2 separate regions of the Homo sapiens genome follow, and region 1 is linked to region 2. A link is an interaction called in ENCODE POLR2A ChIA-PET data of the cell type or tissue named here. Cell type or tissue: PC-9. All regions are shown on one strand. Links, peaks and the distances in the headings refer to the core of each region. The heading gives the core; the rest is flanking DNA. Region 1 holds the start of EXOSC2 (exosome component 2). Region 2 overlaps HMCN2 (hemicentin 2).

Region 1 (8,559 bases), core at 560-8,559, 280 kb after region 2:
CAGGCGTGGTGGCGGGTGCCTGTAGTCCCAGCTACTCAGGAGGCTGAGGCAGGAGAATGGCATGAATCTGGGAGGTGGAGCTTGCAGTGAGCTGAGATCAGGCCACTGCACTCCAGCCTGGGCTACAGAGTGAGACTCTGTCTCAAAAAAAAAAAAAAAAAAAAAAAAAAAAGGAGAACCAGGAGGAAGTGGCATGGTCTATTCTGACCTAGCTTTTGAAGTCACACAGAGGCATTTCTGACATATGCTGTCCATCAAAGCAGTCAGAATCCTGTCCTGTGGCAGGAGAGGATGCACAGAACCCACTTCTTTTTTTTTTTTTTTTTTTTTTTAATACGGAGTTTTGCTCTTCTTGCCCAGGCTGCGGTGCAGTGGCACAATCTCGGCTCACTGCAACCTCTGCCTCCTGGGTTCGAGCAATTCTCCTGCCTCAGCCTCCCGAGTAGCTGGGATTACAGGCGCCTGCCACCACACCTGGCTAATTTTGTGTTTTTAGTAGAGACGGGGTTTTACCATGTTGGTGAGGCTGGTCTCGAGCTCCCGACCTCAAGTGATCCACAGGCCTCAGCCTCCCAAAGTGCTGGGATTACAGGCCTGAGCCACCACTCCTGGCCAGACCCCACTTCTTGATTGAAGAAGTATGAAAATATTCAGGGACATGCTTAATATGACCATAGACATTGACACTGTTTCTAATACTTTCAGAACAAGTGATGCTTTGATGAGCATCCTTAGGCTGAAATCTGTGTGCACGTCTCTGCTTAGAAAGTTTATGCAGTTGGCCAGGCGTAGTGGTTCACGCCTATAGTCCCAGCACTTTGGGAGGCACAGGTGGGCGGATCACTTGAGGCTGGGAGTTCGACACCAGCCTGGCCAACATGGGGAAACCCCAGCTCTACTGAAAATATAAAAATTAGCTGGGCGTGGTGGCAGGCGCCTATAATCCCACCTACTTGGGAGGCTGAGGCACAAGAATCACTTGAGCCTGGGAAGTGGAAGTTGCAGTGCGCCAAGATCGCACCATTGTACTCCAGCGAGACTCTGTCTCAAAAAAAAAAAAAAAAAAAGGTTTATGCAGTTATTTTTACCATTTTACTATTTCAATGGAACACGAGGTGAACCCAGTAGGTAGATGAGGATTGAACCAAGAGTTTTGGGCTAGAGAGTCCCTGCTGCCTCTGTTTTCATGTTTTTCAGAATTTCCTTGCCAGTTACTTTCACCTGGAGTTCACCTGTTCCCCACCCCAACTCCTCAGGGTCCATGGTTCCCTCATTTCAAGGCTCATTCAAATGCTTCCTCTGTCAGGCAAGCTTTTCTGTCTGTCCTCCCTCTCCCTTCCCCATCTTTGAACATCTTAGCACTTTGATGACTGGGGCCTCAAATGATCCAGCTCTGTGGTCCCACAGCACATAGCTGGTGCCCAGCAAATGCCTGCTGAAAAAGTTTATTCATCAATTCAACAGAGATTTACTGAGAGATTTGTTGTTGTTGTTGTTGTTTGTTTGTTTGTTTTAATGGAGTCTCACTCTGTCAACCAGGCTTGAGTGGAATGGCACAATCTCGGCTCACTGCAACCTCCACCTCCCAGGTTCAAGCAATTCTCCTGTCTCAGCCCCTTGAGTAGCTGAGATTACAGGCACCTGCCACCATGCCCGGCTAATTTTTGTATTTTTAGTAGAGATAGTGTTTCACCATGTTGGCCAGGCTGGTCTTGAACTCCTGACCTCAAGTGATCCACCCACCCAGCCTCCTACAGAGCTGGGATTACAGACGTGAGCCACTGCGCCCAGCAGAGAGCTGTTTCAAGGGTCCTGAAATCTGACATGGTATGCCAACATGGAAATCTTTGTTCTAGAAACAAGAGGCAGGGTGCGCCATGCAGAGCCGCACAGGAAAGCACCGGGTTGGTCAGGAGGCAGAGGGAAGGAGGGGTAAACATGAGCAAGAGCCTTTATTGTGGTTTCCATGGGAAGGAATGGGTGAGGCAAGGTAAGCAGCCTTAGGATTGGTTGGTTTGAATAACTGCAGTAGGTGCTGGGGTTTATATAAGGGCTTTCCCTAGCTGTCTGGTGTCTGGCCTTGGGATGATCAGGGCAGTTGGATACTGGCCCTGAGTAAGAGAGCCTAATAAAGGAGGTGTTTGTGGGTGTGGGCTCTGGATTGGGTGGCATGCATTTGCAAGGGACCTCCTGGGTGAGTTCTTCACTATCTCCAGGAACCAGTTAACCCTGGTTGGGGCAGTCCCTCTGGGAAGAGCAAGTCCCCAAGATCTCAAAGCATCTGAGTACAGAAAAGCAAAGGCTCTGGGCACAGTGGCTCATACCTGTAATCCCAGCACTTTGGGAGGCCGAGGCGGGTGGATCACCAGGTTAGGAGTTCGAGAACAGCCTGGCCAACATGGTGAAACCCCGTCTCTACTAAAAATACAGAAATTAGCCAGGCGTGGTGGCAGGTGCCTAAAATCCCAGCTACTCAGGAGGCTGCAGTAGGTTCAAGAGGAGAATCGCTTGAGCCCAGGAGGCAGAGGTTGCAGTGAGCAGAGACCACACTATTGCACTCTAGCCTGGGCGACAGAGCAGGATTCCGTCTCAAAAAAAAAAAAAAAAAAAAAAAAAAGAGCAAATGCATGCTTAATACAAGGGCCTACTATATATCAAGCATATATACGAAATGGGCAGTGAACCAAATGGACAGTCTGGGTATTGGTGGGGCTCATATCCTGTGGGAAGACAGGCGATGAGCAGACAAGCAAATCTGTATTTTGTAAATATATTGTATTTTTTTCAACAAATATTTTATGGCTGCCCTGTGTGCCAGGCCTGGATCTAAGCATTGATATATGATGAACAGAATAGATAAAGTCCCTGTTTTCAGCAATGCATGTTCTAGTGGGGGGAGACTGCAATCAATGAACAAAAAAAAAAAAAAAAAGAAAGAAAATTGAAGCCCAGGCATGGTGGCTCACACCTGTAATCCCAGCACTGTGGGAGGCCAAGGTGGGCAGATCACTTCAGGTCAGGAGATTGAAACAAGCCTGGCCAACATGGTGAAACCCCGTATTTCCTAAAAATACAAAAATTAGCTGGGCGTGGTGATGGGTTCCTGTAATCCCAGCTACTCCGGAGGCTGAGGCAGGAGAATCTCTTTAACCCAGGAGGCAGAGGTTGCAGTGAGCTGAGATCGCGCCATTGCACTCCAGCCTGGGTGACAAGACCAAGTCTCTCTCTCAAAAAAGAAAGAAAAGAAAAGAAAAAGAAAAATCAGTGACAAGAAGTAAAACAGGATCAAGGGATTAAAAAAAAGGACTGGAAAGTTATTCCAGATAAGGTGATCAGGGAAGTCTTCTCTGAGGAGGTGATGTTTGAGCAAGCCATGAGTGAGGAGAAGGAGCCAGCCACACAAAAGCCTGGGAGAAGAGAATTCATGCAGAAAGAGACCAGAGTGAAGGGCCCTGGAGTGATGAGAAGCTTGGTGCTGTGGAACCGAGGGGAAGCCAGCTAGTCTTGAGGCAGGAGAATAGGGTCTGGAGGCAGGGAACATAAGGCTGATTCACACTGACTTTCTAGAACTAAATCAAAAGGAAAACCCCAACTTTCCACGTCCAAGTAACCAAAGGACCAGAGGCTACTCCCTTTGCAATCCCAGCTTTTCTGTGTGCAGATGAAAAACTGAAAGTACCTCTGATTGCTCCCTTCCCACTACCAGTCAGGCTGGTAGGTGGCCAAGTCTTCATTTGCATGGGAGTATAACTTTGTAACTTCACTTCAGCCTCTGATTGATAACTTTCCACAGCCAATCAGACATTGGCGTAGGGTGTAACTTTTAACTTCAGCCTCTGATTGGCCACTTTCCACAACCAATCAGACTGATCACGGGCCACTCCTTCATTTACACAGGGCGTACACCAAATAACCAATGGGAAACCTTTAGAGGGTATTTAAACCCCAGAAACTTCTGTAAGGAGCCTGTTGAGTTTCTTTGCTTGAGCTGTTCTTGCCCTGTAGAGTGTACTTTCGTTTTCAATAAATCTCTGCTTTTGTTGCTTTATTCTTTCCTTGTTTTGTCTGTATGTTTTGTCCAAGACGCCGAGAAGCTGGGCACCCTCCACCGTTAACAGTCCGGCTGCAGCATAGTGAGTAACGCAGTGGGTTAGGACGAGCGTGAGGTCAGAGACAGGCAGGAGTCAAGAAGTGCTGGAAGCAGAGAAGTGATTTAATCTGTTTTTAAAGCTCTCTCTGGCTGCTGTGCGGAGATTGGATGATAGGAAGGACAAAAGTAGAATTAGGAAGACAAGCTAGGAGGTTATCTCCCTGGTAAGAGATGCCGTTGATCAGCCTGGGGCAGTGGCTGCGGAGATGCACAGATGTGTGGCATCAGTGAATCTTAGACCTTTTCCGCCATTGAAATTACATAGGGAGTTAAAACACGCACAGACTTCTGGACCTTACCTTTGCAGAGCCTTGTGAAAGGCAAATAAATCTTGGGGCCCCAAAATCACTAAGCTAAAGGGAAAAGTAAGTCAAGCTGGGAACTGCTTAGGGCAAACCTGCCTCCCGTTCTATTCAAAGTCACCCCTCTGCTCACTGAGATAAATGCATACCTGATTGCCTCCTTTGGAGACGCTAATCAGAAACTAAAAATACAAAAAATGCAACCATTTGTTTCTTTTTTCTTTCTTTTTTTTTTTTTTTTTTTTTGAGACGGAGTCTCACTCTGTCGCCCAGGCTGGAGTACAGCGGTGCGATCTCGGCTCACTGCAAACTCCGCGTCCCGGGTTGAAGCCATTCTCCTGCCTCAGCCTCCCGAGTAACTGGGACTACAGGCACCAGCCACCATACCCGGCTAATTTTTTTTTTTTTTTTTTTTTTGTATTTTTAGTAGAGACGGGGTTTCACCGTGTTAGCCAGGGTAGTCTCGATCTCCTGACCTCGTGATCCGCCCACCTCGGCCTCCCAAAGTGCTGGGATTACAGGCGTGAGCCACCGCGCCTGGCCTCAACCATTTGTTTCTTATCTACCTATCACCAGGAAGCCCCTTCCCAGCTTCGAGTTGTCCAGCCTTTCCAGACCGAACCAATATTCATCTCACATATGTTGATTGATGCCTCATGTCTCCCCAAAATGTATAAAACCAAACTGCGCTCCGACCACCTTGGGCACAGGTTGTCAGGACCTCCTGAGCTTGTGCCACAGGCACATCCTCAATCTTGGTGAAATAAACTTTCTAAATTAACTGAGACCTGTCTCAGATATTCGGGGTTTACAGCCTCAATGCCTAAGGAATCTATACTTTTTACAAGCCCCCTGGGATGTGCTGCTTCGTCTCCGGGTACCCACTTGTCTACTGGTCGTAAAGGGGTAAGTGTGGCCGGGCTTGGTGGCTCATGCCTGTAATCCCAGCACTTTGGGAGGCCAAGGTGGGCGGATCACTTGAGTTTAGGAGTTCGAGATCAGGTTGGGCAACACGGTGAAACCCTGTCTTCACAAGACAAATACAAAAAATTAGCCGAGCCTGGTGGCATGTGCCTGTAGTCCAAGCTATTCAAGAGGCTGAGGTGGTAGGATTACCTGAGCCCAGGAGGACGAGGCTGCAGTAAGCCATAATCGTGTCATTGTACTCCAGCCTGGGTGACAAAGACTCTGTCTCGAAAAAAATAAAAATAAAAAAAGGTGCGTGTGATGATGCAGAAAGAGGAGCACTGGGGATGGGAGAGGGGGAGTCCCTGTCGTTTTGGATTCTAGTCCCAGTTACGGGTCTGTTTGGGGGGCTCGGTGGCCCCAAGTGATCATCAGGGATAGCAATGCCTATCTCGAAGATGGGCTGAAAGTGAGGAATACATAACATAGTATTTGTAAAGCACTCAGCAAAGGACCAGCCGAAGCACTCGGGCTATTTCTGGTAAAGGGTGCAGGCTCTGGGGTAAATCGCGTGCAGTTGGAACACACATCGGCTTTGCAGCCATCTGCTAATGTGAATTCCATTCCTTTTGGGGCCTCGATTTCCTCCTCCATAAACTGGTATCCACAATGCCAACCTTGTGAACGCTGTGAGAATGCGCGGGGTAAAGGCGACGTCTCTCCCTCCCGGGAAGAACTTGGATGGTGTCAGGCCTACACTCTCGCTCCGCCTAGGGCCGCTCGCTGGGCCTGGCTCCCCGGCTGCCGGGCTACGCGAGCTCAGAGGACACCATCGCCCTCTTATGGCCGCGGCAGGACTGGACCGAGGGGCTGGGCTCTAGTGCCTTCCTCCAGGCACGGCAGAGGGCGAGGGTCTGGCAGCCCGCTTACCCAGGGCCTCGGGGCACTAGCATTCATGTCATCGACTGCCTGGCAGGGCTGGCTTTCTTAAGTGTGGTCGTGAGACTTGCTTAAGTGGAAGAAATGCTGTCGCTTTGGAGATTTATAAAACAATTGGCTCGATGGATCTTTCTTCAGGAGGCGGACTTGGTTTACCGGCTTTACTGACCACAGCTGATGCCAATGATTTCATTTAATCGTCTTTAGAGTCCCTGTGCATGGGGAGTTACCATCCCCAATTAGTTTCTTGTGAATGCAGGGCAAGGAGAGGGAGAGGGTAGTGGGGGACGGGGAGAAGGGGCGAGGGGTACCCTCCTATTAAAACGGAGCCGCAGAAAAACCCACAGAGACATCCGTCTGTTCCCCGCTGAGTCCTTAGAACAGCGCCTGGCACACAGAGAGCGCTCAACTCGCTGTGTAACTAAATGCAAGCCAAGATCTTCGCATTGTGTGTGCTCTTCCCTTCCCTACCAAATATACCTGGCTTGCAAGGTTTGACCTGTTTTCTTAGACGATTTTTAACTTGTTTCCAAAAGAAATATTGGAGTAAATTAGCTTGTTCAAAGGAGTCCTTATGAAAGGACAGAACCAAGTGAGAAGTATCTGGAGCCCGGTTTGGGGTTATAGATGATGATGTTGAGCCAGCACCCACGGGGCGGCCGCAATGTAGAATCCTGGCGCTACTGGGAACCGTGTGGAAAGGGGCTCTTCTTTCTGTTCAAATAGTGTTTTCTGTAGATCCCATCTCTCCATCCTCCTGAGCTCTCTCTTACAAAATATCGGATTTCAGCAGCTTAGAATTGGACAGAAACTCAGAGGTCCGTTTCTCAATTATCTCTAACCCTGGTAAACAATAAATGGGATGATGAGTACAAGACAGTTTTGGTAAAAAGTCACACGCCACACAACGTGAGATTTTATTATTCCACGGGTGCTTCCTTGCCAATAGTAGACATGGCAGCTCGGCTCCCTTCCCTTCGGGTTCGCCTTATTGTTGCCAATTGTAAACATGGCCTCTAGGCCGTGAGTTCTCATTGGCAGCTGCTCTGAGTCCCCGCCCTTCCCCGCCCCTCCGAACGCGGCCTGGAGTTGTGGAGTCGGATATCGCAGCTCCCGACTGAGCTGCGCCTGCGCAACTCATTGGCGCCAAGATGGCGATGGAGATGAGGCTTCCAGTGGCTCGCAAGCCTCTTAGCGAGAGACTGGGCCGCGACACTAAGAAACATCTAGTGGTGCCGGGGGATACAATCACTACGGACACAGGATTCATGCGGTACGTGGGGACTTGGGGGAGTCGAGGCTTCAGAGAGCGGCTTCAGGGCTCTCTGCACGTGGTCCAGGCCTCGTATCCCTGTGTGTGTAACTCCCCGCGGGACCCAGGGCACTTCGTCTGAGCATCCTACACACCTCGCTTCCGAGCCTCGTGCTTCTTGCTCCCTGCATCTTGTGTGTCCCCGTCTGCATTTGTCTCAGCTCCCTGAAACCCTCCACTCCTGACCTCCGGTGGCTGTGACTTTTGGGTCTTCTGCCTGAAGTCCAAATCTTTGATCCTTCCTTGTGGGAGACCTGGAAAGCTGGGGAGGGTTAGGTGCAGGCTCTTTTCCAGTTTTCAGCTCTCTGAGGGGACGGTGGGCGTTCTTGGCTGCCTCCTCTTCAGTTTAGAATCCGTAATTGTTCGATCTTAGGGCAAACAGTTACATTGTGCTGCATGCACCCATTTATACACATTTTGAATCTAAGGGGTGTAGTGCAGTGTATTGTGGTTAAGAGGGAAGGCTCTTGAGTCAGACAGTTGGGGTTCCGGTCCTGCTACCATCACATCTTATTAGCGGCATTGCCTCTCCACGGTCAGTTTCCTCATCTGTAAGATAGTGATAATAACAGTATGATACGGTAATGAGGATTAAATGAGACAATTATGTAAGAAAAGAAGTAAAACCAGCCATTATATCATCATAGATAACACTAGTGTTTCAACCTTTATTATTATTATTTTTTTACTTGTATATGTACAAGGGGCACAGCATTCATAGCATTGCCCTTTAACCTGTTAGTTTAAGGTTAGTGGATACCAGGAAATTTTTTTTTCTTTTTTGAGACGGAGTCTGTCTTAGATCAGTCGTGCGATCTCGGCTCACTGCAACCTCTGCCTCCTGGGTTCAAGTGATTCTCCTGCCTCAGCCTCCTGAGTAGCTGGGATTACAGGTGCACGCCACCATGCCTAGCTAATTTTTGGTTTTTTTTTTTTTTAGTAGAGACAGG
Region 2 (10,688 bases), core at 1,058-9,057:
TGAGCACTATGCAGCCTTTAACCCTGGGAGCCTGGGGAAATCAGTGTCACCATCCCGGGTACAGACAGCCAGAACTGAGGCTCAAAGTGTACCTAGTTGTCCACCATTGCCAAGAGGCAGAACCCAAATTTGAACCTGGACCTCGGTAGCCAGCTCCTGGGGAAGGGAGGGAACTCGGACTAGGGCTCAGGGATACGGTGATGACTTTGTGTCCTGAAAGTCTACCCAGTTGTTGTCAACCATGCGTTGGCATTAACCGTCCTCTGGGTTTTGGGGAGTGTTGAGCCAGGGGTATGGGTGGGACCCCCAACCTCCTTCCCCTCAGCACTCATCAGATTCTGCAATTTTATGATGAGACCCTCTCCAGATGGGTTCAGTGGACACACCTAGAGGGGTCAGAGGCATTGGACCCGGCCACCCAGGGAGCCTGGGGGTGCAGTGGTGAGCGCACCGGCCCTGCTTGAATGCACCATAAAACTCCTCCTCTTGGAGCCCCTGTTGGGCCCTCTATCAGGGCACCAAAAGCAAGGCCTGCAGTGCAGGTCAAGTTCTGAGGACAGGGCAGCACACAGTAGGTGTTTGGTAAACACTGGCTATTGCGATCATGCAGTCAGGGCTGGGGTTATGAAGCAGTAGAGCATGTGAATGCTGCAGGGCTGGGCAGGGGCACGGTGGTGATGCTGACCCGTTTGCTAGCTGTGTGACCTTGGGCAAGTCACTTCCCCTCTCTGGGCTGGATGCTCCATGAGAACCTTCAAGGGTCAGGGGCATCCTGACCTATGCCGAGGTGGGGCAGTTCTCCGGCCAACCCCTTTCTTTGCTCACAGGGCCAGGACGCAGGCACCTATACCTGTACCGCTGAGAACGCCGTGGGCCGGGCCCGCCGCCGCGTGCACCTCACCATCCTGGTACTGCCTGTGTTCACCACCCTGCCTGGGGACCGCAGCCTGCGCCTTGGGGACAGGCTGTGGCTTCGCTGTGCAGCCCGGGGCAGCCCCACCCCTCGCATTGGCTGGACTGTCAACGACCGGCCAGTCACAGGTCTGGGTCTGCTGGGCATGGGTGGGACAGAGAGCCAGGACACCGGGAGGTTAAGAAGGGAGGGCAGGTGGGGAGACCCAACCTAGTGGAAAGGAAGAGGTTGTCAGCCAGCCCTGTTGGTTCTGGGTCTTCCAACGTGGCCCTATGTAGGGGGACAGGGCAAACCCAGCTGTGGCCATATGTGACAAGCCATATATCAGAGCTGGCAAGAGGCCACCTGAGAAGACTCAACCCAGAGACCTCAGGGCCAGGAAGGGGAGGCCTGTGTTCTAGTCCAGAGCTGCTGCTCCCATTGTGGGACCCTCAGCAAACCCCTTTTGCTGGGGGCCCGTGGGGACTCTGTCCTCCTACCGGAAACCCAGGTGATGTCTAGGGAGACACAGGGCCTGTGGAGTACCTGCTGGGTACTCAATGTTTGCTGAATTGATAAATTGCTAAGTCCCCTCCACTGCAAAATGATACTTTCCTACATTAGGATATGACATCACACATTCCTAACTCTGAGTCCCCAGGTGTGGAATACCCGTGCTCACCTGTGGTGAAGGCTTTGCTCGGCTCCACCACTTCCTGGGGAGGGACCTTGGGCAGGTATAATAGTTCAGCCTGTCTGAGCGCCGCTCTCCATCTGTCAAATGGACATAACCAGGGGTCCTGAGGACAGAATGACAATGGAGGGGCCGTGCTCGGCACAGGCCTGGCCCGGAGTAGATGCCCAATTGATGGTACTGCTTGTCTGTATTCCTCTCCTAGAGGTGATGGCCCACCCCAAAGGAAAAGTTCATTATTAGAATCCTTCTCTCGGCTGGGCGCGGTGGCTCACGCCTGTAATCCCAGCACTTTGGGAGGCCAAGGCAGGTGGATCACCTGAGGTCAGGAGTTCGAGACCAGCCTGGCCAACATGGTGAAACCCCATCTCTACTAAAAATACACAATTAGCTGAGCGTGGTGGCACATGCCTGTAATCCCAGCTACATGGGAGGCTAAGGTAGGAGAATCGGTTGAACCTGGGAGGTGGAGGTTGCAATGAGCTGAGATTGCGTCATTGCACTCCAGCCTGGGCAACAAGAGTGAAACTGTCTCAAAGAAAAAAAAAAAAGAAACCTTCTCTCTAGAAATCATGGCAGTGTTTCAGTAAGTGTCCTGTGCTGAGAGGCCCCCAAAAACCTGCCCTTGACCGTTTATCAAACACACAGTGTGCACTGGAAGATGGTAGAAGGCAGGTTCATTAACCGCAGCCTCCAGTGTGGCCTGTGCCTCCCAGGAACGTGTCTGATTTGATCAACCTTCACCCGGGACTCCCATCTGTTTCTGCATTTTTATTAAGTTCCTGCAGGTACCCAGGCACCAGGGAAGTGTTTAGGGCAGGAGTTCCCTGCACCCGACTTCTCTTTCTCCACCACAGAAGGGGTGTCTGAGCAGGATGGAGGCAGCACGCTGCAGCGGGCCGCTGTCTCCAGAGAAGACAGCGGGACCTATGTCTGCTGGGCGGAGAACAGAGTGGGCCGCACGCAGGCGGTCAGCTTCGTCCACGTGAAGGGTAGGGCACATTCCCCAGGTGGCTTCTCTCTCAAGACCTCCAGTCTATTGGGACCCAATCTATTGGTTTCCTAAGAACCCAGCCTCCTGTCCTCTGAACTAGTGGTTCCCCACCCTGGCTGCATGTTAGAATCCCCTGGGGGACTTTAAATTCTGAAGTCCAAGTTCTACTTCCAACTCTGTAAACCAGCCTCTCTGGGGTGAGGCCTAGGCATCGGTATTTTTGACACTCCCAAGACGACCCTGGCTGCAGGTAGAATTGGAATCTGACCAATTGCCCTACAGCACTACCTGCAGCTGGATGGTGCCAGGGTTGGAGGAGAGCATGGAGGCCAGGGCATCCTGGCAGAAAAATGCCAGAAGCTTGCCAGCCAGCCAGTTGTCCCCTATGACCTACTCATCCACCAGGAGTAGCACAGGAGCCCTCGGTGACAACGTGTCTTAGTTTGCACAACCTCAGGATGGGTGGGGCTGGATGGGGGGAATGAACAGCCCCAGGCACCAAAAGAGAACTGCAGCTTTTGGTAGATCCAACCTCAGGAAACCAGGAAGGATATAAGCCAGTCCAGAGCATCGAAGAGTGTTTTGAGATTAGCATGAATCTCATAGCGTTGCTTTGTACAACAGAGGTGTCTAGGGTTCTTGTTTTTTTATAGTTATTGATTTCCAAAGTACCTGGCAGGTACTCCGCTGCTAGTGTAATCCATCTGTGAAAGAGAGTATATGACACGCGTAACACTGCCTTCCTGCCTGTGCCCATCTCAGGCATCACTAATCAATCACAGCACCATTCTCATTCAGCTTCAAATGCTTCTCAGCACAGTTCTTGGAAAGTCTTTGCCAGTCTTTGTGACTTGACCCATGACATGAACACTGTTTGCTGTCCCTGATGCACTGACTAAACACAACCATGCTGTGCTAGCAGAAGCCTCTGGAGGCCCCTGGAGGCAGGAGTTGGGCAGTCCTTTGGGGTTTATGGGAGGCTGAGCCAGCAGGCAACCTCTTTTCTGACAACTTGCTCGATGTCACCCCATGCAGAGGCTCCTGTCCTACAAGGGGAGGCTTTCTCCTACCTGGTGGAACCTGTAGGAGGCAGCATTCAGCTAGACTGTGTGGTGCGTGGAGACCCAGTGCCGGACATCCACTGGATCAAAGATGGCCTTCCACTGCGGGGCAGCCACCTCCGGCACCAGCTGCAGAATGGCTCGCTGACCATCCGCAGGACTGAGGCAAGGCGGGGCCTGGCACCTTGGGTGGGGCCACTGAGGACAACTCTACGCTTTTTCAGATTGTTCAAGAGGGTTCTTCCTATTGCCCCCTCTGCTTCTGCAGTGTACAAAGCACCTCCCTGCCCATTCCTCAGATATCCTCCCACTACCACCAATATTGACCTCCAGCCAACTGGGCTTTTCCATTCCTCCGTCATCCACCCATTCAATGGAGCGAATTAGTTCTACCTCATAGGATTGTAATTAGAAATCAGTGAGATGTCTCATACCCATTATTTAAGAGTGATCTGTGGGTAATGCCTCCAAAATGTTGTTATTAACAACCTCAGGGGGTAGGGTAGGCAGGTAATAGTGCTCCCTATTTACAGACGAAGACACTGAAGTTCAGAGAGGCCCACAACCAATAAGTGCAGGAGGCAGCGCCCCCACCCCCAGGTCTCCTGCCTCAGGCCCCGTGCTGTTTCCAAAGCCTTGGGCCCTGGGGCAGCCCCTCTCAACTTCCCTTTTGTGTCTCAAGTTCTGGTGATTGTGCAGAAATCCCCAAGTCAGTCCTGACTCAAGTTCATCTTAGGGGCCTTGATCTCACCCATTTGGGAGCCTTTCTCTGGGTAGTAATGATAATAGGACTAGTAATAAGAGCAGTAGTAAGAGCAGTGGTAATAATGGCTCCTGTTACCCAAGTACTAACTGTGGGCCAGGCACGGGGCCTTGCACTTAGCAAGCATTATTCCATGTGATGCTTATAAGATCCTAGCAGTTATCACTCCCATTTTACAGAAGGGGTAACTGAGGCTCCAGAGGCATGAAAATGTCCTAAGTAATGGGCTGAGGGCAGTAAGCAGTGGGGCTGGGATTCAGTCCCATGTTGGTCTGACCTCCAAACCTACACTCTTAACTTTGTGCCATGCTATCCCCCCCAGTCCCTTGGGTGTGGCCCCCCAGATACCATCTTCTGGGAGTGGACGTGGCCTCAGGCTGCCCCAGGCCCATCTGATGGTGGCGCTGCCACTCAGAAGTGATGTGAGCCAGCGCGCCACCTGAGTTCCATCACATATCCATGGGTCACCTGTTAGGGAAACGCTGCAAACGATCTCCCTTCTGGAAGACTCACTTTGCACACTGGCACAATAAATGCCCTGAGAGGTCCTGCAGTTCAGACTGCCATCCTGTTCATACAACAGAGGTGTCTCATGTTCTTGTTTTCCTATAGTTATTGATTTCCAAAGTACCATAACATGTTGTCAACTCAATGTCTCCCAAACTTACTTGACCATGGAACCCTGTTCTCCAAGGAGTCTCAAATAATGTGCCATGGGACAGTAAGATTTCAACGTACACAGTTTGGAAGAGGTGGATCTACACCATGCTTTTCCAGCAAGTTGTTCCACCTAAGGCAACAAGGACCGTAGTCACAGCCCCCTGTTTTCGGGTGTGAAAAGGGGCTGGATTCTCTTTGCATGTCTGCTGACAAGTGGTCACAGAGGCCCTTCTGATGCTCTGCGGGGGATCAGGTGCCCCTGGCTGGTTCACAGCCTAAGCCCCTTGCTGGCTGGCTGCCCTCAGTCCCCTACCCAACTGTCTGAGCCACTCATCTTCTTCTCTGAGCACCATGCCTCCTCTCCTGTGCCCACTTGCAGAGGGACGATGCGGGACGGTACCAGTGCCTGGCAGAGAATGAGATGGGCGTGGCGAAGAAAGTGGTGATCCTCGTCCTGCAGAGTGAGTCTCGGCCTCAGCAGAGTGGGGACGTGGGAAGTGTGCTCGGGGACAGCGGTGGCGTGTGCAGCCTAGAGGGCAGACGGCAGGGCTGGGACTTGGAATTCTTTCATTAATACTTACTTGGAACACACACTGAATCCTACCAAATGTTTCCCAAATGTGGGGTGACTGAGACTCAGGACTGAGCTAAAGAAAACCTGGCAACCTGGGCCTGGGGGAGCTGGGCATTTAAAACTCAGACCAGCCGTCAAGATCACCGCGACAGCTCTCGCATGTGCCAAGCAGCTCGTAGTTTACCAGGCGCTGTTTGAGCCTCAGAATAACACTGTGAAGTTGTCTCAATAGGGATTCTGTAGAAAATGTTTTATTGAAGATGAACACCTGTGGAGAAGAGCCAGGATCCTAAGTGCAGAGCTCATGAATTTTTACAATGCGAACCCACCCAGTTAACCAGCAACCAGATCAAAGAAATAGGACAGTGCCGGCTCCCAGCCTCCAGCATGCCCACCTCTGCTTACTGCCCCCTGCCCCAATAATCACTGTCCTGGATTCTGCCTCTTTAAAAAAAAAAACAACAAACTTTATTGAGTTATAATTTGCATACCATAAAATTCACCCGTTCATGCAATGCAATATTATTTAACCTTAAAAAGGAAGGAAATTCTAGGGCTGGGCTCGGTGACTCACAGCTGTAATCCCAGCACTTTGGGAGGCCAAGGCGGGTGGATCACCTGGGGTCTGGAGTTCAAGAACAGCCTGACCAGCATAGTGAAACCCTGTCTCTACTAAAAATACAAAAATTAGCTGGGCGTGGTGGCACGCCTGTAATCCCAGTCATTCAGGAGGCTGAGGCAGGAAAATCACTTGAACCCAGGAGGCAGAGGTTGCAGTGAGCCAAGATCGTGCCATCGCACTCCAGCCTGGTTGACAGGCAAGACTCAATCTCAAAAAAAAAAAAAAAAAAAAGAACAAAAGGAATGCAATGCAATTCTGACACAGGCTACAACATAGATGAACCTTGAGGTCATTATGCGAAGTGGAAAAAGCCGGTCACAAAGAAACAAACACTGTATGATTCTGTTTATATGAGGGGCCTAGAGTGGCCAAAAGCATAGAGACCCAAAGTAGTATGGAGCTTGCCAGGGGCTGCAGGGAGGGGAGAAGGGGGAGTTAGAATTTAATGAGTCCGGAGTTTCAGTTTAGCAAGAGAAAAAAGTTCTGGAGATTGTACAATGTCAAATACTCAACACTACTGAAGTGTACACTTACAAATGGTTCAATGATAAATTTTATGTAATGTATTTTTTTTACAACTATTATTGTTACTAATATTTTTTGAGACAGGGTCTGGCTCTGTTGCTCAGGCTGGAGTGCAGTGGTGCCATCTCTGCTCACTGCAACCTCCGCCTCCCGGGTTCAGGCGTTTCTCCTGCCTCAGCCTCCTGAGTGGCTGGGATTATAGGCGCACGCCACCACACCCGGCTAATTTTTGTATTTTTAGTAGAAACGGGGTTTCACCATGTTGGCCAGGCTGCTCTTGAACTTCTGACCTCAGGTGATCCACCTGCCTTGGCCCCCCAAAGTGCTGGGATTACAGGAGTGAGCCACTGCACCCAGGGCTTGTGCTCATTCTTAAATGGAGTTGTTTATTTTACTAGTGAGTTTCTAGAGTTCTTTACATAGCATGGATATAGCCCTTTATCAGATACATGATTTGCAAATATTTCTCCCAGTCTGTGGCTTGTCTTTGCATTTTCTTAATGGTGACTTTGAAGAGCAAAAGTGTTAAAATTTGGTGAAGTCCAAATTTATCCATTGTGTATTTTTTGAATCATGTATTTGGGGTTACACCTTTTAAAAATCTTTGCCTAATCTAAGGTCGTCTTTTTCTTTTCTTTTCTTTTCTTTCTTTCTCTTTTTTTTTTTTTGTTTTAATATTTTTGGGACAGAGTCTCACTCTGGTGCCAAGGCTGGAGTGCAGTGGCAAGATCTCAGCTCACTGCAACTTCCACCTCCAAGGTTCAAGCAATCCTTGTGCCTCAGCCTCCCAAGTAGCTGGGATTACAGGCACGCACCACCACACCCGACTAATTTTTGTAATTTTAGTAGAGACGAGGTTTCGTCGTGTTGCCCAGGCTGGTCTCGAACTCCTGGCCTCAAGCAATCCACCTGCCTCGGCCTCCTAAAGTGCGGATTACAGGCAGGAGCCACTGGGCCCTACATTTTCTTATACGATTTTTGTAGTTTTAGTTCTCACATTTAGGTCAGTGATCCATTTTGAGTTAATCTTTGTGTGGGGTAAGGGTCTAACTTCCTTTTTTGCATACGGATAGCCAATTGTTCCAGTACCATTTATGTTGATCTTGAATTTCTTTCAGTGATGTTTTGTAGTTTTGAATGTACTGGTCTTATATTTTTGTTAAATTGATTTTAAGTCTTTTTATTATTGTTGATGCTATTTTGGGTGGAATTGTTTTCTTTGATTTTTGGATTTGTAATTGCTAATATGTAGAGATACAGTTGAATTGATATCATATCATCTATGAATAGGGACAGTTTGACTATCTTTCTTTCAAATCTGCGTACCTTGAAGTTTTTTGCTTTGCCTTATTGCCTTGGTTGGACCCTCTGGTACACAGTTGAAGCAGCGAGAGCAGCCATCCTTGCCTGGTTCCCTGGTTTAGGTGGAAAGCAGTCAGTCTCTCACCATGGGGCGTGATGTTAGCTGTGAGTTTTTGTGGATGCCCTTTCTCAGGCTGAGGAAGTTCCCCTTTTGTACCTAGTGTGTTGAGAGTTTTTGTCATGCATGGAATAGGTTTGTGGTCCAGACAAGATGGTATAGATGCACTTCTCCCTATTTCTCTTGCTAAGGACAGCTAAACACCTTGGACTTTATATAGAAGCAAACATAAAGAGCCTCTGAAAAGTAGAGAAAAGAAGGAGGATAGACTACCGATCTTGGGACCTGAGGAGCAGCATGGTGGTGAATGCCCTGGTGTTTCTTTTTGTCCCTTATATCCTGGGCCGCATACTTGAGAAGCCAACAACCTGGAACCACCAGTGGGCTCAGACACACGCATGTGCACGTGCGCACACACACGCACACACACACACGGGGGCATGTGCACCTCAACGAGAGCCTGTCCTCTCTTGCAAAGGACTAGGAAAGGGACAGCATAGTAAGAAAGAAAACTTGTAAATAACAACCCCTAACTGGGTGTGGTGGCTCGTGTCTGTAATCCCAGCACTTTGGGAGACTGAGGCAGCCAGATCGCTTGAGCTCAGGAATTTGATATCATCCTGGGCAATATGGTGAAACCCCATCTCTACCAAAAATACAAAAAAAAAAAAAAAAAAATAGCTGGGCATGGTGGCGCACACCTGTAATCCCAGCTACTTGGGAGGCAAACACCATGAAAAACACCCCTGCCCCATCATCACACCAACTGGGAGCCTCTAACTTCCACCCTCGCCCCTGTACCGAGGCACTGCTCTCCCCACACTGGAGCAGGATGCTGTCAGGTGACACCTAATGAGGAGACAGAATTGTCACCACTGTCATCTACTGAGTGGGAAGCTCCTCCCCCGTGTGGCCAGGTGGGCAGCGAGGGTAGTGCCAGCAGAGGCCCGGTGTGGGCGTGCCTCCACCCATCCACCCATGCTCAGCAGTAATGAGGCACCCCTCCCTGTTCCGGGCTGACCATGGAAGCCTCATAGGGAACCTGGGCTTCCACGCTGACCTGGCGGAAGTGAGTGGCACCACTTTTTCTTGGCAGTTTTATAGCTCTGCCAAAAACGGAAGATTTAAATAAAAATCCGAGTCTTACAATACTGAAACTCACTTACACACCAGGAACAAGGAAAAGCTCAACTTACACACCAGGAACAAGGAAAATCTCAATGAAAGCAGACAACAGATGCCTACTGAGATAGTACAGATATCAGGTAATCTGATAAGGACTTTTTTTTTTTTTTTTAAGACAAGGTCTGACTCTGTTGCCCAGGCTGGAGTGCAGTGACATGATCAGGGCTCACTGCAGCCTGGGCTCGGGTGATCATCCCATCTCAGCCTCCCAAGTAGCTGGGACTGCAGGCACGTGCCACCACACCCGGCTAATTTTTATTTTTATGTATTTATTTTTTGTAGAGACAGGGTCTCCTTATGTTGCCTAAGCCAGTCTCAAACTCCTGGGCTCAAATGATCCACCTGCCTCAGCCTCCCAAAGTGGTGGGATTACAGGCATGAACCACTGTGCCTGACCAAGACTGAACTGTCACCACTGTCACCACTGAGTGGGAAGCCCCTCGCCTACACAGGCCGAGTGGGGAGCAATAAGCAGTGCCCCTCTCCCTCCCAGCCAGGATGGTGCCAGCAGAGCCCCACTTGAAGCGCCAACTCCCACCGATCCCCAGCAATAATGAGGCACCCTCCCTGTTCCCGGGTGTCCATGGAGGCCACGTGGGGAACCCGGACTTCCACTCTCATCTAGCAGAAGTGAGTGGCACCTCCTTCCCCTGGCAGTGTTCCAGGTCTGCTAAGATGGAAGATTTAAATAAGAGCCCAAATCTTATCATACTGAAACTCACTTATCATACCAGGAACAAGGAAAAATCTCAGCTTGAATGAGAACTGATACTCAACAGACACCAACTGAGATAGCACAGATGTTTGAGTCATCTGGTAAGGATTTCCTTTTTATTTTTTGATGGGGTCTTGCTCTGTCACCCAGACTGGAGTGCAATGGCACAATCACAGCTCACTGCAGCCTTGACCTCCTGGGCTCAAGCAATCCTCCCACTTCTCAGCCTCCCAAGTAGCTGGGACTGCAGGTGCATACCACCATGCCCGGCTACTTTATTTATTTTTTGTAGAGATGGGGTCTTGCTATGTTGCCCAGGCTAGCTGACAGGGATGCTTCTGTGAGCAGTTGTCAACATGCTTGAAACAAGTGAAAAAAACAGAAAATCTCAGCAAAACGTGGCTGTGGAGTAATTTGAAGTTCAGGCAGTTTTCAAGTTGGCCTCGGTTTACTGTCCTTTGTACCCCTCAGGTCTCCCCTGCACAGGTGCATATTTCCCACGATGGCCAGGGATTGTGGGGAGCCAATCCAGCCTGTCCGTGGCTCCTTCATTTCCAGGTTCTCGCCGTTCAGTTGCTGGCTG

The links. ChIA-PET counts read pairs that join two places held together with the same protein. Peaks named below come from ENCODE experiments on the same cell type or tissue, not always from the same donor. Only the 100,000 strongest peaks of a DNase experiment are listed, where the experiment ranks them.
Region 1: POLR2A ChIA-PET joins it to region 2 with 14 read pairs; 2 of 35 experiments call an interaction of 5 or more read pairs at or near these places.

What each region holds. Positions count from the first base shown.
Region 1 is chr9:130,686,344-130,694,902 of GRCh38, forward strand. It overlaps EXOSC2 (exosome component 2), which reads left to right and starts at 7,437. Exons shown (of 9, transcript NM_014285.7): 1 at 7,437-7,570. The coding sequence starts at 7,449. RefSeq lists an enhancer at 7,500-7,689. In PC-9, for the core only: no CTCF peak of the experiment used is centred there; DNase peaks (open chromatin) are centred at 3,818 and 7,358; H3K4me3 peaks cover 3,471 bases; H3K27ac peaks cover 872 bases.
Region 2 is chr9:130,405,128-130,415,815 of GRCh38, forward strand. It overlaps HMCN2 (hemicentin 2), which reads left to right. Exons shown (of 98, transcript NM_001291815.2): 82 at 828-1,041; 83 at 2,444-2,578; 84 at 3,616-3,806; 85 at 5,444-5,525. Among named protein-coding and RNA genes, the nearest start is that of ASS1, 34 kb to the right of the region's middle. In PC-9, for the core only: no CTCF peak of the experiment used is centred there; a DNase peak (open chromatin) is centred at 3,014.